Linked DNA regions of Homo sapiens: regions 1, 2, 3, 4, 5 and 6 are each linked to region 7. A link is a contact called in ENCODE Hi-C or POLR2A ChIA-PET data. All regions are on one chromosome and are shown on one strand. The core of a region is the stretch at or near the end of the contact, and the rest is flanking DNA. Distances in the headings are between cores, read along the strand shown.

What was found. Hi-C counts contacts between places; a loop is a spot of excess contacts on that map. ChIA-PET counts read pairs that join two places held with the same protein, here RNA polymerase II (POLR2A). Pooled maps may share reads with other maps.
Region 1: a map of GM12878 shows a loop between it and region 7 (2.2-fold over the local background). The contact joins two enhancer-like sites. A Hi-C loop is called at or near these places in 2 of 168 maps with a recorded cell type or tissue (GM12878 and heart left ventricle) and 1 of 50 pooled maps. POLR2A ChIA-PET finds 5 or more read pairs at or near these places in 3 of 52 experiments (Panc1, SK-N-SH and WTC11).
Region 2: a loop to region 7 is called in a map of B cell, with 12 times the contacts of the local background. The contact joins two enhancer-like sites. A Hi-C loop is called at or near these places in 7 of 168 maps with a recorded cell type or tissue (B cell, CD14-positive monocyte, Caco-2 and 4 more), 14 of 37 single-sample maps with no recorded cell type and 12 of 50 pooled maps. POLR2A ChIA-PET finds 5 or more read pairs at or near these places in 3 of 52 experiments (B cell, CD4-positive, alpha-beta T cell and activated B cell).
Region 3: a loop to region 7 is called in a map of PC-9, with 8 times the contacts of the local background. The contact joins two enhancer-like sites. A Hi-C loop is called at or near these places in 1 of 168 maps with a recorded cell type or tissue (PC-9) and 3 of 50 pooled maps. POLR2A ChIA-PET finds 5 or more read pairs at or near these places in 2 of 52 experiments (BJ and Panc1).
Region 4: a map of CD4-positive, alpha-beta memory T cell shows a loop between it and region 7 (5-fold over the local background). The contact joins two enhancer-like sites. A Hi-C loop is called at or near these places in 9 of 168 maps with a recorded cell type or tissue (B cell, CD4-positive, alpha-beta memory T cell, GM12878 and 5 more), 11 of 37 single-sample maps with no recorded cell type and 15 of 50 pooled maps. POLR2A ChIA-PET finds 5 or more read pairs at or near these places in 3 of 52 experiments (B cell, CD4-positive, alpha-beta T cell and activated B cell).
Region 5: a map of PC-9 shows a loop between it and region 7 (6-fold over the local background). The contact joins two enhancer-like sites. A Hi-C loop is called at or near these places in 6 of 168 maps with a recorded cell type or tissue (Caco-2, Calu3, HepG2 and 3 more) and 5 of 50 pooled maps. POLR2A ChIA-PET finds 5 or more read pairs at or near these places in 2 of 52 experiments (AG04450 and OCI-LY7).
Region 6: a pooled map shows a loop between it and region 7 (4-fold over the local background). The contact joins two enhancer-like sites. A Hi-C loop is called at or near these places in 1 of 168 maps with a recorded cell type or tissue (GM12878), 1 of 37 single-sample maps with no recorded cell type and 4 of 50 pooled maps. POLR2A ChIA-PET finds 5 or more read pairs at or near these places in 1 of 52 experiments (CD4-positive, alpha-beta memory T cell).

Annotation. Positions count from the first base shown.
Region 1 is chr5:56,716,362-56,719,265 of GRCh38, reverse strand. No RefSeq gene overlaps it. Among named protein-coding and RNA genes, the nearest start is that of MAP3K1, 98 kb to the left of the region's middle. Within about 2 kb of position 1,489, at least 4 of the 41 ENCODE cell types and tissues checked have a DNase peak (open chromatin) inside an H3K27ac peak, as active enhancers do.
Region 2 is chr5:56,668,793-56,671,717 of GRCh38, reverse strand. No RefSeq gene overlaps it. Among named protein-coding and RNA genes, the nearest start is that of C5orf67, 64 kb to the right of the region's middle. RefSeq lists an enhancer at 1,223-1,272 and a silencer at 1,222-1,516. Within about 2 kb of position 1,562, at least 15 of the 41 ENCODE cell types and tissues checked have a DNase peak (open chromatin) inside an H3K27ac peak, as active enhancers do; they include B cell, where a contact is called at or near this core.
Region 3 is chr5:56,762,673-56,765,788 of GRCh38, reverse strand. No RefSeq gene overlaps it. Among named protein-coding and RNA genes, the nearest start is that of MAP3K1, 51 kb to the left of the region's middle. Within about 2 kb of position 1,533, at least 7 of the 41 ENCODE cell types and tissues checked have a DNase peak (open chromatin) inside an H3K27ac peak, as active enhancers do; they include PC-9, where a contact is called at or near this core.
Region 4 is chr5:56,691,180-56,694,403 of GRCh38, reverse strand. No RefSeq gene overlaps it. Among named protein-coding and RNA genes, the nearest start is that of C5orf67, 87 kb to the right of the region's middle. Within about 2 kb of position 1,868, at least 3 of the 41 ENCODE cell types and tissues checked have a DNase peak (open chromatin) inside an H3K27ac peak, as active enhancers do; they include B cell, where a contact is called at or near this core.
Region 5 is chr5:56,636,868-56,640,074 of GRCh38, reverse strand. No RefSeq gene overlaps it. Among named protein-coding and RNA genes, the nearest start is that of C5orf67, 32 kb to the right of the region's middle. RefSeq lists enhancers at 2,319-2,613, 2,221-2,790. Within about 2 kb of position 1,639, at least 7 of the 41 ENCODE cell types and tissues checked have a DNase peak (open chromatin) inside an H3K27ac peak, as active enhancers do; they include PC-9, where a contact is called at or near this core.
Region 6 is chr5:56,734,896-56,737,867 of GRCh38, reverse strand. No RefSeq gene overlaps it. Among named protein-coding and RNA genes, the nearest start is that of MAP3K1, 79 kb to the left of the region's middle. RefSeq lists an enhancer at 1,234-1,283. Within about 2 kb of position 1,532, at least 6 of the 41 ENCODE cell types and tissues checked have a DNase peak (open chromatin) inside an H3K27ac peak, as active enhancers do.
Region 7 is chr5:56,269,400-56,272,336 of GRCh38, reverse strand. No RefSeq gene overlaps it. Among named protein-coding and RNA genes, the nearest start is that of ANKRD55, 38 kb to the right of the region's middle. Within about 2 kb of position 1,641, at least 5 of the 41 ENCODE cell types and tissues checked have a DNase peak (open chromatin) inside an H3K27ac peak, as active enhancers do; they include B cell and PC-9, where a contact is called at or near this core.

The sequences.
Region 1 (2,904 bases), core at 240-2,739, 450 kb before region 7:
TCTCCTCTGGAATCCTCATTCCTGCTGCTGGCTAGCTGGGGTGAAAGGTGAGAAAGAGTCACTGATCCCACCAAAGTGTTTGGAATTCATTTTCTCCCAGAGTCATCACTGAGCTGTTGGATGGAACTCCTCGCATGGCATGTGATGCCTCAGGTTCCTTGTCAGCTGCCCACCTCTTAGAGCTCGTTTCTTTGGGAGAAAGTTTCCTAAGAGCTCCAAACAAGCTTGAAAGCAGATTTTGGGAATAGTACCTGTTCAAAAGTTAAGTCCTTCCAATAATGCAGTCAATTATCTAGATTTTTCTAAATGGCCGATGGTCTAATATTAAATGCCATCTATTGGGTTAAAAGGTTTCTGAATGTTTGGGAAGACACAGTGCCATCACCAGAAAATGAAACCAGCCTACTGTAGCACCTAAAATCATAACAAATAAGCAATCTCTTATTTATAGGAGGTGGACTTTGATTGTAGATAGATACAGCTGTTTTGCGAAATAACAGCTGGCTTAGGTTTCTTTAGTGGCTTATACCATCGGTAAATCTTTCCTGATGTGCTTAGTGTTTTCAATTTAATTGGCTGCACTTAAAGCGTCTGAACTTGCAAAAACAATAGAGAAGTACATTAAATGAGTGCAATCAAACACAAATGGCTTAAAGTTACATCAAAATGGAAAATATAGATACATTATTTTATTTAATGTACTGCACTCAGACTGTTAAAGCTTGAAAAGGAATAGTAATTATGTAGTCATTTAAAAAATGTGTTTTCAAAGAAACACATTTAATTGCTTGAGAATGTTTCCATTATAATAAGTGGAAAAAAGCAGATCACAAAACGATATTTTGGAAAATCCCAATTTTGTAAAATAACTATATATATATATATATATATATATATATATATATATATATGCGTGTGTGTGCATACACACACATATGAACATACACAAACATAATGAAAACTTAAAAGACTTGAAAATAATAAAGAAAAATTAAAATATTAACAGTGATCATCCAAATGGTAGAATTAGGTGTGATTTTAATTTTCTCTTTTGTATTTTTCCATATTTTCTATAAGGAGCAACTGTTAATTTTCATATAATGTTTTTAAAAGAAAAAACACAGAAGAAAAGAAAATTAAAATGAACATAACCTAACTTTAAAATCAAAATCCCACTGCAAAGGAAACATTTCTTTCAAGTAAGGAAAGAGATATGCTCCTGAACCAGCAGGAAAAAAGAGAAAGGAAGATTGTAACTGGGTCAAGTACATGTCCAGCTTTCTCTGCAAAGCTCAGGCATTTTTCTTTTTACAACTGCATCCAACCTCTCCAAAGCTGCTTTCTTTTAATCTCTGGAAGGCAAGTTTCTGAACTAATCGCAAGAAGAATCACGTTTACTCCTGGCGAAGGAGTCCGATTGGCATTGCATTGGAGAGGAGCGTTTGTTTCAGGGTTGCTGACTGTACAAGCTGCTTTCTGTGCCGCTGTTCGGTCCGCCTTCCTGAGCTGGGTTGGTGTGGAACTGCTGTTGGCTCTCCTGGCTTTCCCTGGTACACCTACAGACACCTGGAAAACCCAGGTCTAATTCTGTCATGACCCATGGCTGTCATATTAGGAGGATGGGTCTCTCTCCAGCCTGAATGGGCTTCTAAAGCTGACAATTGCTCCACATTAACCAGTTGTCAGGTTCTCCCTTTTTTTTTGTCCTCATATTCTCTGATTCAACTTACTCAGAACCTCAGCTTTCTTCCTGAGATCTAGGACTCCGGCCACATGGTGACAGTGCTCTAAGGTTGCCCCAAATGCTGATCCCCAAAGAGAAATGTTTACGTCTCCTGTCTGGGCATGCCAGCCACACCCAGTGAGGTCGGCCTCTTATGTAAAGGCTGGGTTTGCAGACAAGAGTGTGAAATTGAGACAAAGACAACTTTAAAGTTGAGTTTAGAGGACTGTGTTATGTTCTCTTGGCTTGTTTCTGAGCCAAGATTTTTTTCTTTTTTAAATCAGGGCTTACGAAGTAGCTGGTGAAGTAGCTATAATTATTTCGGTTAAATAATTTCTCCAAAAATAATAATCTCTATCATGGATTCTGTGCTGTAGGCATGAAAGTAACAAATCTTTGTTCCAAAAAGATTTTCAAAAGAGATAATGTGCATAAGCGCTCAGCCTGCACCGCAAGCACTCAGCAAATGTTAACTCCTTGTGGTTGTCTAAAGTCCTAGGGCTGTAAGCTGGGAGCACTGGGCCAGTGTCCCCTATGGTAGAGAACAATTTTCATTATGATATTGGTGCTTTTGTTTCCAAACTAGAAATTTGTCTCAACTCCAGCGCTTTTCTTTCATTCACATTTTGAGCTTTCTACAAAGCACATTTTCTCTTGGAGCAATGGGGGATGGGAAAGGATAGGAGACAAGTTGTGGTACATAGTGATCTCTCATCCTGCTATTTCTGCATTTTTTTTTTAACTTAAAGGAACGAATCAACTATACAACTACCTGGAGAGAATTTCTCTTAATTAAGAGATGGGCTTGGCCGGGCACGGTGGCTCACGCCTGTAATGCCAGCTCCTTGGGAGGCTGAGGTGGGCAGATCATGGGGTCAAGAGATCGAGACCATCCTGGCCAACATGGTGAAACCCCGTCTCTACTAAAAATTCAAAAATTAGCTGGGTGTGGTGACACAAGCCTGTAATCCCAGCTACTCGGGAGGCTGAGGCAGGAGAATCGCTTGAACCAGGGAGTTGGAGGTTGCAGTGAGCTGAGATTGCACCACTGCACTCCAGCCTGGTGACAGAGTGAGACTCCATCTCGAAAAAAAAAAAAAAAGAGAGAGATGGGGCTTAATTAAGAGATCTCCTCTAGATGGCCAGAGGAATGCGGCCAGTGGCCTGATGAGATGGACGTT
Region 2 (2,925 bases), core at 313-2,812, 400 kb before region 7:
TTCCAGTCAATTCACATTGGAAACCGCAGTGCTTTTAAATTGCGCATTCCTAATTCTCTGATTTCTCACCCCTGTGGCTTGTTTTAGGGTCTCTAGGTGTATATTCAGTCAGCTGAACCACTCGAAGGGCCTGGTCACACCTGTGTCTTACCTTTGTGCCTCCATTTCTACAAGTACAAAGACATGGAGGAAACAGAAATTTTGCTACCTCCTTTCAGTGTTAAGTTTGAGATATCCTGATAAAAACCTTCAAAAAAGGGACTGAATGTTATTATTATTTTTTAAAGTAAAGACAAGAGGTTTATGTCCTACAGTTCTGGAGTCTGGGAAGTCCAAGGTTGAGGGTCCTGCATCTCTGAATGTGAATTTTTAACAAATGTGTTGGGGCTGGAGGGTTGGGGTGAGTTGGAATGGGGACAGAGCTCTTGAAAGATGCTTATTAAATCTGCAGTCCTTTCTAACAGACTTTTACAGGTAGGAACGCTTTCTTTGAGAAAGATGCACAGAGCTTGTCCTCTTCCCTTGAAAGCCATGGGCAATGAATGATAAAGTAGTTAGTCATCACAGAGCACTGGTGACTTAACTGCTCAAATCAATAAATATTCCCATTTCCATTGACTCATTTAATGGGAAAAGAAGGTCACATGTCAAGAAAGAGGGAGGGGATGGAAGAAAGGAGAGAATGAGTGAGACAGGAATTTTGAAATGTATTAGAACGTGTTTTTTTCTAACATTTTAGTATGAAGATTCCCAAATTACAGGAAAGTTGAAGGAATTAAACAGGGTATACCCATTTACTCACAACTTGGATCCTGCAATTAATATTTTGCTATAATTGCTTTATTACCTCTATTGATCCTCTCAAGAGTAGCAGTCTGTGAGTTTTGATGAAGGCTTACTTGTGTGACCCAGTCCTAACCGGATATAAAATATAACCTTCATCTCAGAAAATTCTTTCTTGCCCCTTCCCAGGTAATCCCTGCTCCTACCTCACAGCCAGAGGCAACCACTATTCTAATTTTTAAAACTGTAGATTAGTTTTGCCTATTTTTGAATTCCATGTTAATAATACCATACAGTATGAGCTCTTTTGTATGTGAAGCTTCTTTCATTTACCATAATATTTTTGAGATACAGTCAGGTTGCTGTGTGTAGCCATTTATTTTTTAAACCACAATAATCTCTATTCATTTTTAGAGAGTCTCAGGTTAAGAGTTTCTTCTAAAAGCAACAGGAAAAATAAGCTGTTGTTTTTTTTTTTTTTTTAAGATAGGGGAGAGAGAGTTGAAAGGAACCTGAGTGAAAGGTACTTTGGCCTCTTAATTTTCATGATAAAGAAGTTGAGGCCCCGTCATTGCTCTGGGGCACGCAGACTGAGCTGAAACTGGAACCCAGGTCTCCTGATTCACGGCTTGAAAGGGTTAGGAAGGCAGCTGAGTAGGGTGGTTGTTTGAGCTGAAGCCATGTGAGAATAGAGAGTTTCGACAGAGCTTTGCTTTAGAGGATGTGAAACTACAGTAACCTCATGTGACAAAAAATCCTCCGAGGCCTTGGTATGGAGCCAGAGGAGGAAGTTTGACATGGCCTCTGGTTACCAGCTCCACCTCTGAACCCACTGGCCCAGGATGACTTATGGTGAGCTCTCTGATTTGCAATAAAACTAGACATGGGACAGAGAAAGCTTTTCTGCACCATGCACAAGGCAGGACAATGCTAAAGGAGGGGGGGGAAAAAAAAACAAGAAAGACACCTTCAGCCACATGGCCTTCCCATAGCAGGGGACCCAGAGCTGAAAATAAAACACCCAGGGAGGAAGGGATGCTGTGGTTACAGACAGAGCCTTTGTCTCCCAAGTGCATGTTCCAATTCAGCCCAGGATGACAATGACCTGGAGGTTCCTGCCTGCCAGCTGTTGGCTGGCCTTTGTGAAAGTCCCCGAGCTCCAGGCCAATGCTTAGCGGGCAGGTATCCATATCGTGAAGCCAATTGGCACTGCTGGTACCTTTGTTGATGATGTGAGCACAGCCACTGGGAACCAAGGCTGCTGGTGCACTCTTGCTACCAGCTGGCAGGTGCAAACCCATGGGCAGGTGCCCTGGGGAGAGACGGTTCATGCTGCCATGGTAACCGATAAAAAAAAGGAGGTTTCTTCAAGGTCAGTTTGCCCTTTTTTCTGCTAGAGGATATTGTGAGGAAGAAATGAATTTGTGGCAGCCCTGACTTGTGTGTAAATGTGTCCTTCATCTGTTTTGAATTGACACTTCTAATTGGATCTAATATTAGTGTCACCCACTGGGCAAATCTGGGTATTGGTGGGTCTCCTGGGCTATGTCATTGTGGACAAAGATCAAGTCACCAGAGAAGTCCCAGAAGAGACGTTCCAGTGTAAACCAAGCAGGATTGAACAAAGAATTCCAAAAGTGATTTTGAAAAGGCTGACAGTCAGGTTGGACAGGTTCTTCGGGCTATTCCAGGATGTGAAATTAATGCGGACTGTCTGAGGCGTGTCACCCTAGATGTCCTTTAGCCAAACTGTCCTAGGTGCAAGGAAGAAGGGACCCTTGTCAGCTTGCTTGGTGCCTCACGAGTTTGTCACAATGCATTCATTGTAAAGAAGCAAGCTTTCCTTATCATCATTGTCCTTCTCTCTGTAAACCTTCTGCTCATGCCTTTACCTTGGGCAAATACATTTTCTGGCTTTGATTTAAAAGTTCAGCTTCTTGATATTAATATTTCTGCGCTTCATTCTGATAAAAGTTGTTCTGACTCAGGTCATTGGCTTGGGTGTCAGTAATTTTCCCATTTAGCCTCTCTTGTGTGTTTTTCATATTCTGAGATTTCTGTTGGCAGAAATAACAGCATTGTATTAATTAATTAATTAGTAGCATTGTGTTATTGCAGGGGCTTCATGAACCCCTGGGAGAA
Region 3 (3,116 bases), core at 284-2,783, 490 kb before region 7:
CTGGTGCAAGGCATTCTTCTATGCTCTTACTATCAGGAAGGTGCTGTCTTATGAAAGAGGAAACCGAGGAACAGTGGTTTATTGAGGTAAAAAGTAGCCATCTACAGATTCCTAGTAGGAGAAATCTCAAATGCTTCTATATACATCTCTAGAGAAACATTACCTACTCAGTTTACAATTTTTCCATCTTTAAAATAGAAGAATTCTAATTCTTAAAACTAGGCCCTGGCATTAAATTGCATGTCTCTTGGCTGGAAGGAAAAAAAAGACATTCTCTAATTTGAACTGGAATAATGAATTTTCTCACTTATGTTAATTTAAAGGTAAACTGAGATCATAGGATGCGTGTTAACTCTGGATAGTTCAAACGCAACCATGATAGGCTTATTTTTATCTTGGAAGTAAATTTTTAAAAGAAAATTTAGGCTGGGTGCGGTAGCTCACGCCTGTAATCCCAGCACTTTGGGAGGCCGAGGAGGGCAGATCACGAGGTCAGGAGTTCGAGATCAGTCTGGCCAACATAGTGAAACCCCATCTCTACTAAAAATACAAAAAATTAGCTGGGCGTGGTGGTGTGAACCTGTAATCCCAGCTACTTGGGAGGCTGAGGCAGGAGAATCACTTGAACCCGGGAGGCGGAGGTCGCAGTGAGCCGAGATTGCGCCATTGCATTCCAGCCCGGGTGACAGAGTGAGACTCCATCTCAAAAAAAAAAAAAAAAATGAAAATTTATCATAGCTTTAAAACTTAAGGTGTGGGAATCAAACTAGCAATGCATTTGAAATTTTTCAGTGTCCCAAATCATATTTCACACAGTTTTGGAAAAAATACATTTTTAAAATGCACTAAACATACTCTTTCCCTTTTCTTTCTTTCTTTTTTTTTTTTTGAGAGAGTCTCACTCTGTTCCCCAGGCTGGAGTGCAGTGGTGTGATCTCGGCTCACTGCAACCTCTGCCTCCCGGGTTCAAGTGATTCTCCTGCCTCAGCTTCCTGAGTAGCTGGTATTACAAGCATGTGTCACCATGCCTGGCTAATTTTTGTATTTTTAGTAGAGATGCAGTTTTACCATGTTGGCTAGGTGATCCTCCTGCCTCAGCCTCCCAAAGTGCTGGGATTATAGGCATGAGACATTGTGCCTGGCCACTAAACGTACTATTTTCTATCAAAATATGACCTTTTCTTTTCTTCATCTCTATTTATTTTACTGAGTGAAGAAACATTCTGCTAAATCTTTCCTGATGGATCCCTGCTCCCCTGTGCCTTTCTTTTGTGCTGCTGTCTTTATTCCCACATTTGTGTCTCTCACGCATGTTATCCTTCCTTGTTTAGTCTTATTGAGCTTTGTGACAATACCTGCATCCACCTTCAACCTCCACCACATCTAGTTGTCTCTGGCTGGCTGGTCAGAACTCAGAGCAGCCGTGGGTGGATCTGCTGCAGTACAGAGAGGCCTGTGGCCATGGCTGGCTGCCCAGAGCCCTGTTCTCTGTCACACCTGATCAGATTTTTGAGATACCACCTCGCCCCAGGGACTGGTTCTGGTTAAAATAAGATGCTCGGGAACACTCTTTCATAGAGAGTGGTTGTCAACGAGGTTGTGCAAGAAGGAGAGTCATCCTGGAAAAGATAAAGGGAAACAACAGGAAATGGAGAAGAAATGTGGTAAGGGATTAGTTCTTATCACAGTTAAACTAGTGCATCTTGCCACTGTATCATCGAAAATATCTCCTGTGACCAGCACTTTACAGGACATCTGCTGGTAACTGCCACTTATTTCACAATCCTGAATTCAAGGGTGCCCATGAGAGAAGAATACAGTATCTGTTGAAATAGACTCCCACATGAAGCCCGTTGTGCTGTCCCCATAATTTTCACTCGAGTCCAAGGCATGCTGACATATTTTAAATGGGAGATCTGTGTGCAACCTCATTCACTGCAGACTGCAGACAAGTCATTCTCCTGCTATGTGGAAATCTCTCATTTCCCTTCCCTACTGTGTCTTTGGTCAACAGTTATAAACTCTCCCTCAGACAGCTGGTTGTGTATTAAAGTCTATTTATAACAGTCAATGGACAACTGATTGTTTATGGGGAGTCGTGGCAATTTTTGCTTAGGAAAGACAATTGGGGCATTTCTTCTGTAGCAGAGCGGGTTCAGCCGCTGGACTCCACAAACATTGCCTCACTTGTCTCCTTACATTCTGTGGACTGAGGTTACCCCAGGTGCTAATGGTGAATTCAAACCCAGCAGACTGCTGGCTGGGTCTTCAGTCAAGGGTCTTGGGGGTTAGACAATAGAAAAAAATGAAACAGTAATACCTTGTGAGGAACAAAAAAATGCAAAAGTACCCATATCTATGAGGAACAGTATACCATACTCAAAATTTTCAGTAGTTTATGAAACTGTAGATTTCCATCCCCCTAACCACAGTTCTGGATTATGGGGTTTTTTGTTTTGTTTTGTTTTTGAGACAGAGCCTTGCTCTGTTGCCCAGGCTGGAGTGCAGTGGTGCAAAGTTGGCTCACTGCAACCTCTGCCTCCCGGGTTCAAGGGACTCTCCTGCCTCAGCCTCCCAAGTAGCTGAGATTACAAGTGTGTGCCATCATGCCCAGCTAATTTTTATATTTTTAGTAGGATGGGGGTTTTGCCATGTTGGCCAGGCTGCTCTGGAACTCCTGACCTCACCTGATTCTCCTGCCTCGCCTCCCAAAGTGCTAGGACTACAGGCATGAACCACCGTGCCTGGATGCCCCCTAACCACAGTTCTAACTAAAATATGATCATATGACAACTTTTTAGCATTGAGAAAACTTCCTATTCTGGTGGGTCTTGAGGTGCTTTTTATTTTTCTTTGTAATTTCAAAACTTTTTTTTCAACTAGGACAAAAACAGACAAAACTCATTTAAATCTCATCATTAATCGATAGTGAAATAAAAATGCTAATGGGAAAAAATGTGGATTTCTAGAAAATGTCTTGCACAATATTTTTCTACTAGCTCTGACTTTAGTAAGATGGTTTTGAACTCTTCCTTAATTTTTGGAAAAATGGAATGGGTGATATTTAATTTTTAAGTGATGTATTAGGTTTGTTAATATAAAAAAGAATATAGAAA
Region 4 (3,224 bases), core at 619-3,118, 420 kb before region 7:
GAAAGCAGATGTGCTTGGGTCTGTTTTGGTCGGGGGAGGGAGGAGAAGGATGAGGATCAGCACAGTAAGGTAGGGGGGATAAGGAGAGGGGGAGACAAGAAGGTGAAAGGGGACGGGAGAGAAGCTTTAGGGTTGGAAGCAGGGTGCATCAGAGCCACTACTTGAAAAGGGAAGGGAACAAACAGTTTTATTGTGAGTCCACAGAGTATCAAGCCCTGCACTGGGTGTTTTATACACATTATTTAATTTCAACATGAAGGAGAATGATGTAGGGAAAAAGAATTGGGGACCATGTGGGGAGTATAAAAGAAAATGAGCCCTAAAACTGGAGAAAGGGGATGAAAAATGTGGGAGATGCCCTACATTTATCTAGAGGGAATCTTATTTAGGGCATGGGTGGATGGATGGTGTGTATGGAACTGTTTTGTTATGCAGCTGCAGGACAGGCACTTTGCCCTGAGATTTATGTAGAACATTCCCCTTGTTTTCCCACAATGCACTCCTCATAAAGGGGCTTCCTTCCCAGAGCATGTGTAAACTGAGGTCAGAGTGTTGATTAACCATTGAGGTATCCACTTTCAATCCTGTGTTGTGTATGGCAGCGTAGGGGACAAAAAGGAAGATTGCTCATTTATTTATTTGTTTATTTTATTTATTTATTTTTTTGAGACAAGATCTCGCTCTGTCACCCAGGCTGGAGTGCAGTGGCACGATCATGGCTTACTGCAGCCTCAACCTCCTGGGCTCAAGTGATCCTGCTGCCTCAGCTTCCTGAGTGGCTGGGACCACAGGCGTGTGCTACCATGCCTGGCTAATTTTTTTAAGTGTTTTGTAGAGATGGGGGTCTCACTATATTGCCCAAGCTGGTCTCAAACTCCTGGGCTCCACCTCCCAAAGTGTCGGGATTACTGTCATGAGCCACTGTCCCTGGCCTAGTTTTTTCTTTATAGTTTAGATTTTCCCTCTGATAATTCTTCGCTTGCTATTTTTCAAATGTAATGGCAGCCTGGGGACTGGTGGGCGAGCGGTGGGGGTGCAGGATGACTCACCCAGGAGTCAAACCGAAGATCTCAGAATGTCTCTCTTATTTGTACTCTGATAAAGGCAAGTTCAGTTCATATTTATGAGAGAGTACCATAATAAAAGCAAACAAACAAAACAACAACAACAACAAAAAAAAACAAACAAAAAAACTCCCCAAAGCCAAAAAAACATTAAATCAACCTTTAAGTTCCGGTGTGGTGCAGCAGTCCTAATTTACCCTTTGTGATTTCTTTTATGTCTTGCTTCCAAATGGCAATGAACATGTCTTTCCACCACTCTGGGGAGGAAATAAGAAGTTACTCACAAAGACAGGTGGGGCTCAATCTGCAGAGCCAGGACACCTTGGACCTTGGCTGTTACAACCCAAAATACCTTTTTCGTTGTGTTTTAGATCTATACTTGTTTAAAAGTTGTTTTTAACTCATCCTCTGGGGAGCTCGGGTGATGGGGAAATAACTATTTCAACAGTTTGACCCTCTCGCATGCCCATCTTGGGAACCAGACGGCTGGGCTTGGCCAAGAATAAATGGAACTTGAGTTTCAAAACCTTCCTACCCAGTAAAGTTTCAAATTTGTAGCCTTTGAAGACAGAGAAGATGTGAAATGTAGCAAACTGCGTTGGACATTAACCAACAATTGTTTGGAGAATTCTCTTGCTTTTTTGGACAAGAAACCCTTGACAGCCATGATTTTAAAAATCCTTCTTTATAATCTTCTGGGTAACTGGGACTGTACGACCTCTGAAACCCTCTTATCTGCCTAAACATTCTTTGATCCACCCACCTTAAGCAGAACAGGAAAAGGTTTTGTTTGGTTTTGTTTTTAGGCGTTGTCGCACCCTAATGGAAACTTTTTAGGTTGTGTATTAGACTGGCCAAATTAAAAACATCTAAATACAACACCTCAAAACGTGTTGTTTATAATTCAGTGTGGAAATGAATAGAAAGTAAATTCAGCTTTGGGTTAAAAAAAGTTTTAACAAAAGTTATCTCAGTTGAGGAAACTCCATTCTGTTAATTTGATGTTCTCGTCCTTTCCAATCTCCTCACTCCCTTTTTGCTGTCGTTTGAAATCATAATCCATTGAAATCAACTAAATCTATTAAAATCTATCAAATCAACTTCTGATAACTGTTAAAATTCTTTTGTCATGTTAGGACTTCAAAAATGGCATCAGTTCAGTTACTTTGCTATTATAACCCCTTTGCGGGTAGGGAGATTAAGAAGTAATATGTAGAACAAAAGAAGAAACCACACAAGAGATGAAGAAAATTAAATTAATTTCCAGCTATGTTGTAATCTTAAGAGAAAGCAAAATGTACCTCCTAAATGAGTATCTATATATTCCATATATATGTATTTACACACACACTCACACACACACTCAATTTCCTTGGAACAGAAAATTATCAAGAGAATTTGAACTTTTAGTCAATTATCATTTCCCCAACATATGGATACCTTGTGATATATTCTTAAATAGAGGTGCTATTAGAATTTTTGGAGCTAAGTTATACTGAAAATATGACCAAACTTTAAAAAATACATAAGAATGAAGGAAATGAAACTGAATACTTACTAGGACTTCTGAAGCCTACTCTGAATTAAAATGAGGTAGAAAAAATAAACTATAGTTGCCAGGTGAGGACTCACATTGTCTCACTTGGAAATGGGGACATGAGCCCTTGGTACAATCATCTTTTTATCACTGGAAGAATTAAAGGACTTCCCACATCAGTTACTCTTTGATTGTTCCAAAACCCAAGTCCAAGTTCCTGTAATGCCTGGCAGTAACTTCTTCTGACCCAAAGTAAAGGTTAGTAGAACATAGCATTTCCAGGCTGTGATGTTAGAGGCACAAATATGACATGCTAATGTTACTTTTTAAACGTTACTCTAAGAAAAGATTTAATCTCTGCACTATTACTTGTGTTACTATCTACTGATGTAAAGAAAGCCATGACTTCTAGATTGGTGGATGGATTTTGGTGACAATCTTGAATTAGAATCTTGGCTTTACTACATTTTCATTTTGTGAACCTAGGCAAGCTAACTTCTCTGAGACATAGTTTCTTGCCTGTAAAATAGGTATAATAATAACCTCTAATGGGGTTTTGTGAGGATGGAGTGAGAAAATAGGTAAATCACCTGCTTAGTAGAGATCATTCCCCCATTGTCCTT
Region 5 (3,207 bases), core at 390-2,889, 370 kb before region 7:
ACACAGAGCCAAACCATGTCAATGTCTTTAAACTCAAGACTGCAGACTGGAGTGGAATGCCCCTGGAAAGAGTATATGCTGTATGGCTGAGATTCTGAAATGATAAGATTTGTAGACTGGGGAAAATTCTTTAAAATGTTATTTTAATATAGAAGAAGTAGTGTGTGGAGGATGTAGGACTGTGTACAGAATGTAGGACTATAGACATCAAATGAATGACTGACTGAATAAACAAATAGCCCACTACTTGGCTGACAGTTTTTTACTCCCAGCTACATAAAATTTTGTGTTCGGAGTTGTGAGCCACACACAGAATGAATGAGAGTCCCTGCTCTCAAGGAGGCTTAGAGAAGCACGAGAGATAAGACTAAGCCCAGATACTGATAATAAAACAGGGAAATGATAGTGCCAGGGAAGCACAAAGTTCCCCTGTTACTTCAGATGGACTAACAAGAATATACCCAGCTGGAGAGGCTGAAGGTTGAGCTCACCAAGGAAGTGAAAATTTTGAACTTGTCTTTGCATGTATTCATATAGTTATTAACTTGACAACTGATTTAAGCACATACTAAAGACCCTCTTTTAGAGAGGTATCACAGAACACAGCATGTGCAGTTTTTGTCTTTAGGAACTTACTGTCTAGCAAGGGAGAGAGCCACCCCACTGATGACTGCACAAATCATTACTTAATGACAGGAGGGGTAAGTGTTATGAAGGAAAAGCACAAAGGATGTGAGAGTGTATAATAGGGAGACACTATGGAGTCTGCACCAGAGGGATTAGATTTGAATATACTGAGAGAGAGTGGGTAGCAGGGAGACCTTCTAGGTGGAAGGAAGGAGGAATAGAGCTGCACAGTAAAGCAGTCTAAGCTGGGCTGGAAGGGAAGACAGGAAAGGTAGACTAGTACCAGCCCTAGGAGGGCCTCTTCAGACGTCAAGACTCTAAAATTGATTTGTTAGGGAATGGAAAACCACAAAGGTTGAGGTAATCAAGAAGAACACTTGTGACCCAGTTGAGAACAAGGCCACGTGAGAATTACGTAGCTCTTGTTTTTGTACATAAAACCATGCTGGTCCCTGTGAGAGGCAAGACAAGACAAGATCAGCAGGAGAAGGGTTGGACGCATGGTACCTTTCCATGGAAATCCTGTCTGGGGTTCATGACCCAGAGTCTTGGTCTGTTTGCTTGTCTCACAGTGCACAAGAGGCAAGAGCTTAGAAAGCAGATCAGGGAAGAGTGGGGAGGAAGGTATTTGTGCATCCCTGTGGGGGAAAGGTGGGCACTTCCCAGCACAGCCCGGGACAGTGCGAGGAATGGCACAGAGGAACACTCTGCTTTTTGGTTCACAGTATGGCCAGGACAGAAATGAGACCTTTCTCTACATCCTGAGGTTTTATTTTCTTTGTCTTTCTCAGGTGGAGCAGTTAGGTCAGGCCAAGCCTGGCCCTGTTCTGATACAGCTCACCTAGCAGATTTGAAGTTAGACTATTTACAACAAGAAGAAGGCATGCCCTGCCATGGCAAAACCTCACCAGGTCTCCCTGTATGATTCTTGAATGTCTTCTTTAGCAAGGTTACACCTGGCACACAGACCCTATCAGCCACTGACTGCATTCCTTACAAACCCAAACCCATTGGTGGGCAGAGCGGGAAGGTGGCTGGCCACCATCCAGACAGTAAACAATAGAGGCAATTATTATGCAGCCATTAATCTTGTCAATTACACATTAACCCAGGCTGTGTGTAAACAGGAGCACAATCCTCATTCTTTTTCTCTGCCTTTCTCAATGGCTTCCCACCCCACCTCCTCAGAAAATAAAAAGGGACTGCATTCTACCACATTCTCAATATCATCCTTAATTCCACTTTTTCACTTATGGAAACAATCATACCAATCTGGAAATTCCTTTAACCTGTGTATCGATTTTATCTTTTTGTGTGTGTGTGTGATTTCTATTACATATGATACTCTGCTGAGTGCTTGGGAAGCTGATTTTGCTGTTTTCTACAAATCTATGGTTCCTTTTTCACTTTGAACTCCCCAGTTGAAAAGGCTATATTCATATATATTACCTCATGAGGTAATATAATGATTGATAGCACAAATTTATTACATGTTTTGAAGTCGCTTTCTAATATACCTGGATAAGGATCTATTTCCTATTCATCTTCATCTGGGTAGATGCCACCCAAAGACATCCTTGTCCACTTAAAAACCTGTAGCAGTTGGCTTTGTGGTCAAAGGAGATTTTTGTTTTTTAAAGTGAGGAGCAGTTCTGGAAGCAATTAGATCTGGCATTGTTCAGGGCAGATGGTGAAGTGGGCAGAGATTCTCTTCAAAGCCTCTAGCCTTTCATTTTCCTGTGCTCACTCTTCCTTTAGTACACTTGACCTCTCCTTTCCCTCCTCCTCCTCCAAAGCCATCTCTAAGAAATGGCCCACGTCAGTCATTTATCTCTTCCTGGGCATTAAAGAGTCTGGGGAATGCTCATTCCTGCTGTGTTTTCACTGAAAGCCTTATCTTTAATTGTGGAATGAAAGGAATTTCAGGTATTGGATCACAGCTCAAAGTTCAAGTTTTTAACGTTCTATTCACATAGCAGTCAGGAAAAAAAAATCCTTTTTGATTGGAAGGAGGGCAGTTTTCACAGGCCCTCTTCTCAGGCTCTGGTGGTGATCCGTCTCTGTTCTCTCCTCTTTGTGGAGCCATTCTGGAAGACAAGGCTTGAGGTTGGGGTGGGCAGGACAAGTAGCACAGAGATTTCTCAAACGTTGCTGGATAAGGTGTTTGAGACCGATTTCAGTAGAACCCTAATACACATTAGGTAAGATTTCTGAATCAGGAATGTGAGAAAGGTCTGTTGAAACTGGGCATCAATACCCTTTTTCCTTGGGATATGTCAGGGAATTCCCCAAGAGGCTTCAATGTTCAGGGCAGCCCTGCTACCCTATTTTTTGGGTGGTGGGGTGGGAACTTGGAAAGAGGTCTTGCTGGCTGAAATTAAATTAGCATGTTGTTTCGAGGGAGTTGGGAACATTTTCAAGTTGCTGTGCATAAACCTGCGAGCTCATTTTCTCAGATTTGGTTCATGCATATAGGGTGGTACTATGTATTCACTAGAAAGGGTTCAGACTTGTTGCATCTTGGTTCTGTCTCTAGATCTAGGATAATGCATTTATTCCAAAACTTAATTTTGGTAAAAC
Region 6 (2,972 bases), core at 283-2,782, 470 kb before region 7:
CCCCAAATAGTTTTAATATTTGCATGCCACAAATTTAATATATATGTATTGTTTGCATATCAATTTTGCCAACTGTGATATAAATCATGGCCCTAACCTGAATAGATTGGTAAGGGTTTATAGTACAACGGAAGCTATGACCTTGGAAGAACAACCTGTCTCAATGATGGGGGTTATTTATTATCTTTTTTCTTTTGGCTTAAGTTTGTTTCAGTAAAACATTCAAGAATTTTGAGATAAAAGCAGTTAAGAATCCCCAACTGTTCATCATATGAAGCTCAGATGTTCTTGTGTCTTAGTTAAGAGCTACGCTCAGCTTATGAGTCAGAGCAGTTTGTATCTAAGCACAGATCTTCATCCTGACAAATAAACATAAATTGTATTAATCCTGGAAGTTATTCATTAGATATTGATATGATTAACACAAAGTTCCTTTGAAATGAACATTACATTCATCCTACGAAATATGACAAAGATAAACTGCTCAGCGGGATAGCTACTTTGGAGAAACCAATTTTGCCAACCATTCTTCCCCGCCCCTCACCCACCAGCAAAGCTCTATGATTCAAACAGGATTTCCTGTATGCTACCAGAAGCATCCATGACTTTTTTTTTTTCCTTCCAGTACTTCTAAAGTTCCCCATTTTGGCCTTTCAATCTCTTACCCACATTTTTTCCTGGGCCCCCATGTATGGTATCATGCAAGCTGTGCCTTCTGGAAGATTACCTGGCTGAAGGGAAGAGCACAGGCTGACATCTAGCCATGCACTCTTGCATGGGTTTGTGTGTGCTCAGAGGAAGTGGTGCCTTTTTCTAACTTGTACGAAGGTGCTGTATGGGCTGGAAGAGGCCCTGCCCTGTCTTCCTCAATGTCTTTCTTATTCCTTTATCCTTCACCTCCACTTTTCCATTATTTGGACTTCAAATCGCCTCATCACCACCCATCAACTGGTCCCCTTCCTGTAACCCTTCTTGCCCTCTGCCCCTCTCTAGCCACCCCATGGGCCATTCCAAAGGTCTCTCACCCTTGTGTTTCCAAAGAACCTCTCCTAACTTGAATATCTTTTATAGGACATATCCAAATGCATGTTTTTATAGTGTCATTTAAGGCACATGAGATAAAATAAACTTTATTGGTTTGTTGCAGTTTCCTGAGTATTGAAAAAAGGATGAAGACTAGGTTGGGTTGAAACAAAATTATTAAAAGCAAAACAAGAAATGAATGTTTGCTCAGCTGATCATTTCCTATTGAGGGTTCTCTGTGCAATGTGGTCTATGAAGAGTTCACTGTTCAGCTTTAAACAGATTGAAATGATCCGTGGGGGGAAATAACACTAAACCCAAGGACTGTGTGGAAGCGATGCTCAATGCCGGCCCCCAGGCTGCTGTGGAAAGGCCGGCTGTGCAGGCGTACGTGTTCAAGTTGAAGGAAGCCTTTGAAAGCTATCTTTTAAACAGAATGAATGTGAAAAGCTACTGGGGAGGAAGAAAAAGGCAGCACAGAACTGCCACTTGAGCGTTGCTTCCTGTCCATGTGGCTCTAGCTCTTTGCTGACAGTTATTCTTAGGCCTTCTTTGGCTTCAAAGATTTCCTCTTTTCTATTTTTGGTAGCAGAATATGGATTTAGATCTGCATAACCCCTCTTGACTACTAATCTGTGCCCTGAAGTGAGTAGGGCTGTTGTTTTCTGTAGCTATCAGTTCTCTTTCTTTTCAGCACCTCCAAATGATTTTTAATATTAAGGACACAGATTTATGGGAAGGAGTCGTTGAGTTTTCAAACTGATTTGTAGTCTCTTAATTTGCACATGCCTTTCTCCAGCAGGGGCATCTCAGAGATCATCTCAAGTAATGGGGCCTGACTTGTGTGATGAGTGAAAGAATCCAGGTTGGTAAAACAGATGGCCATCGAATGACCAAAAAGTAAGCAAGGAAGATTTGCATTGGAGTGACATGTAATTGATTAAGCACAATTCTATTTTGGAAAGAAATAATTGATGCCTGTGTCCTCCAAAATTAGCTTAATCTATACAAACTGCACCACAAAGCTACAAGCCACCCCAGACTGGAATGCTAAGGACCCAGGCCCTAGCAGAGGAAAACACACTGCCCAAAGCGAAGCGTTTGTAGGGTGTTTCATTTCGTGCCCTCTAATTCTATGTTTTAAATCACTTCTGTTTTTTCTGATCTCATGGCCTGACTTTACTGGACCATTAGTAACAATAACCTTTCACAGATTCTTTTTCATCCAGGTACCTTAATTTTTTTTTTTTTAAAGAAATACTAAACCCTTGAGTCCTCTCATAAAAAATATGGGGCCGCCTACTTGGCTGACTGCAGAACCAGGGATCAGGAATGCTGCCCACCCAGCTCAGCTGCCTTTGCCACGTGGTCTTAATCAGGGTCTCCCTCTGTGGCTTTAAAAGGGTGACAATCTTATTCTTGAGAAGGATTACTGTGGGAATGTATAAACTGAAGCATCAAGGCTTGTCCCATCTTCCCAAGACCACTCAGCCAATTTCTGTCTGCCATAGCATCTGGTTTGACCTTCACAATCCTCTACAAACCATGAGCCCATACTCCATGAATATTCCATGTGTGCCATATTTTATTTTATTTTTATTTTGCAACGAACAAAATGAACAGAAGCATATTGGGAGAGGAACTTTGAGGATTAATCTAGGCACTTTGCAAATGGATGATTGGCAAGAAGAAACTCAAACTAGGTCATATATTGGGTTTCCAACACTGGAAGGTATCTTTTAATATATTTTACATAACGGTTTTAAGCAGCAGGCTGCATTATCTGTTCAGTGTTGACAGTGAGCTAAAAAGCTGCATAATCGAGTGCAAAAGAAAGCCCCCCTAAGTCTTCTCCAGAGCATTTTGACCCTGCTGAATTTTTCAGAGGTTGTTTTAAATGTGTCCCAATGTCAGACTTGTTCAGAAAGAGAGCATTGTATCTCCCAAGA
Region 7 (2,937 bases), core at 392-2,891:
CCAGAAACCCCATGGGGCCGATAATCTATCTGAAAACATTTCATTAATGATAAAAATATATATTGTGATCTAATGACTTAAACCTATTTCCTTTGCAGAAAGTGTTGCAAATGTTATAATACAGCAAACTCCTTGAATGTGTGTGTCTTCCAGTAATTTTGATAGACTGGCCAGGGTGAAAGTTAATCCATGAATGTGATAGAGTGTTTTCTCTGAGAAAAGCTAACTTTATGCCTTTAAATCCATGAGTTGTACATGAACATGACATGAGCAAACATGTATTGTTCAATGGTTCCTGGTGGCCACTGTTTTTATTCTGGATTTTTGCTTCATAAAAACGATAAATCTGATGTTACAAGCTTTCTAAGAAAGCTCACATTTTTCCTAAGGCTCAAAATTGAAAGGAAAAAGATGTTGCATGGCTTCATGAGCCACTTAGTACTGCAATTCAACTGTTAAAAATTACAAACAAAAATTTTATTTAATTTCTTGCTTGCCCTTAATAGGAAAGGCATCTTTAAAGGATTGTTGACTATAGTTTCTGGAATGGTTCATACTGGAAGATCCTCTCAGCTAATCAAACACTGCTCCTTTTTCTTTTCACTAGATGCATTGTGGCCTGAACATGAACATACATGAGGCTAAGTAATTTTTTTTTTTTTTTTTGAGACAGGGTCTTGCTCTGTCACTCAGGCTGGAGTGCAGTGGCACAATCATGGCTCACTGCAACCTCAAGGGCTCAAGTGATCTTCCTGCCTCAGCCTCCCTAGTAGCCGGTGTGTGCCACCACACCCAGCCAATTTTTTTGTAGAGATGGGGTCCCACTATGTTGCCCAGACTGGTCTCAAACTCCTGGGCTCAAGTGATCCTCCCACCTCACTCTCCCAAACTGTTGGGATTATAGGCATGAGCCACCAGGCCTGACCAGCAATTTATACCTTCTCTGACTCTTAAACCTGCCCTGGGGCCATTGGTGTACTCATTGTATTTAACAACCAGCTTTCTGGGGTGCTGCAGGGAGAGGGGTAGTCCTGATTTGCAGTAAATGGCCATTTTTGTAGCATAAATACTCCCACCATGGCCAACATCAAGCTACCAACATGACATCACTTAACTAGGGGCAGGGAAGAGATTACACAACTGGCTCTCATGAGCTTGTGTGAGCCACCTCCAGCCCGGATGCCCGTGTGTACCTATAAACCAACCAGAACCACCCACCCACTTAAGCATTGTCTCCAAACTGCCAGTGACTTAAAAAAAGTTCTGTACCCTAGAGAGATAAGGGTTCAGGAAACAGGCTATAGTCCTTGATTTTGGGTGTTCACATGCTTAACTCAGAGAGATGACTGTCCTGTATCCATGATCAACAGAGAGGTTTTTGCTGGGAACAAGAGAAACGGGAAGAGAATAAGTGAAAGAAAAAATAAAATCAGCAAACTGTCTTGAAGTCAAAAGTGCGCTTGTGGTAAAGCATATGAGATCAACCACCTCCTATGTTTTCACAGTTCTGCTCTGCCTGGAGGGAAGTACCAGCTCCAAAGGAGGTCCAGCTGGTCTCCTGTGCGCAGGATTTGCAGGCTGAGGGTTAAAGGCGCTCTAAGCCATGGAGCACCTCTGACCCCCACTGGCTGCTGTCATGCATTGCACCTCAGGGATGGCCAAGGCCCCTCAGTACATTGCCCTTTCCTAAACACAAGTGACCAGTTTCTCCTTTGCTGTATTGTCAGGACTTTCCACCAAGTGCCATCTATTTCTCATCCATCTCCTTTGAAATATTTTCACTCTTTATCTACTTCTCTGGGCTGGTAGATATTTCTAAGTCATTGTATAGTGCATGGATTTTATTTTCATTTTCGTTTGATCAGAAAATGAGTCGAGAAGATATGACATTGTTGCATATGTGGTTGATTTTCATTTCTCTTTTTCTCATCCTTTTGGTGACAAACACCAGGAGCTGCTTCTTTTTGTATAAGAAGTCCTTCAGCACCTATACTGGTCATCATCTGAAGCGCATACTCTCTTGCGGTCCCTTTGATAGAGCAAGAGCACCACCCACAGCAACAAAACATGCCCTGAGTCTCTGGAGGGAGCCTGGACAGTTAATGAAACCCAGGGCCAATGGACCACAAAGCCCAGTCCGTAATCAGAGTGCTGCATCAATTGCGCACACTCAAGTGTCTGATTCCATCGGTTCAGTTTGGTATCTGTATGGCGTCTGTCTATTTGTATGATACCTTGGTAATCTGACTCATGAATTAGACCAGACCAAAGCAACCTGGGGGAAAGGCGGAGTATTTGTGGGTAAGGAACATGCCTTCCAGCCTTGTTCTAAAAACCAAACATTAGTTGTACATTCCAGTTATTCCTCAAAGGAATTATTTTTTTCCAGTACCCTGTATTAAATTAATTTTGATTTTGCACCTAGTCTCACTGCTTTAGATCATAACCTGAGTGTGACTTCCCTTTGCTGAGCAGGAAAAGTCTTGCCTCTCTACATCTCTATGTATCACTTTCAAATACAAAATTCTGGGTTTCTTATTCTAAAGAACTGCTTTCTGCTCTTGTTTCTCATGGCCAGCAGAGGGACTCCAGAGAAACCCTCAGACAGAGCGTGGGATTAGGCCACTTTGTGGTGGTGAAAGTTCCCCCAGCTCTCTAGAGAAGTGACATTTAACCCTAGGGTTTCCCAGCACACATACAAAAGGTTTGAGAAATAGAGCCAGGTCTCTCAGGACCACAGGTAACAATAATCTTTACCTGAGGCTGAGAAGAGCTTTGTAATCACATCCACCCCTGGCAGAGAGAAAGAAAGCAGGTTAGCACTTAAAAAAAAAAAAAAAAAAAAAGAATTGTGAAAACTGAAGGAGAAAACAACCAGAACCGTGGACGCGAGCCATTATTCCTCGTTGACGTCACAGCCCTCCAGAGCTGCAGAGA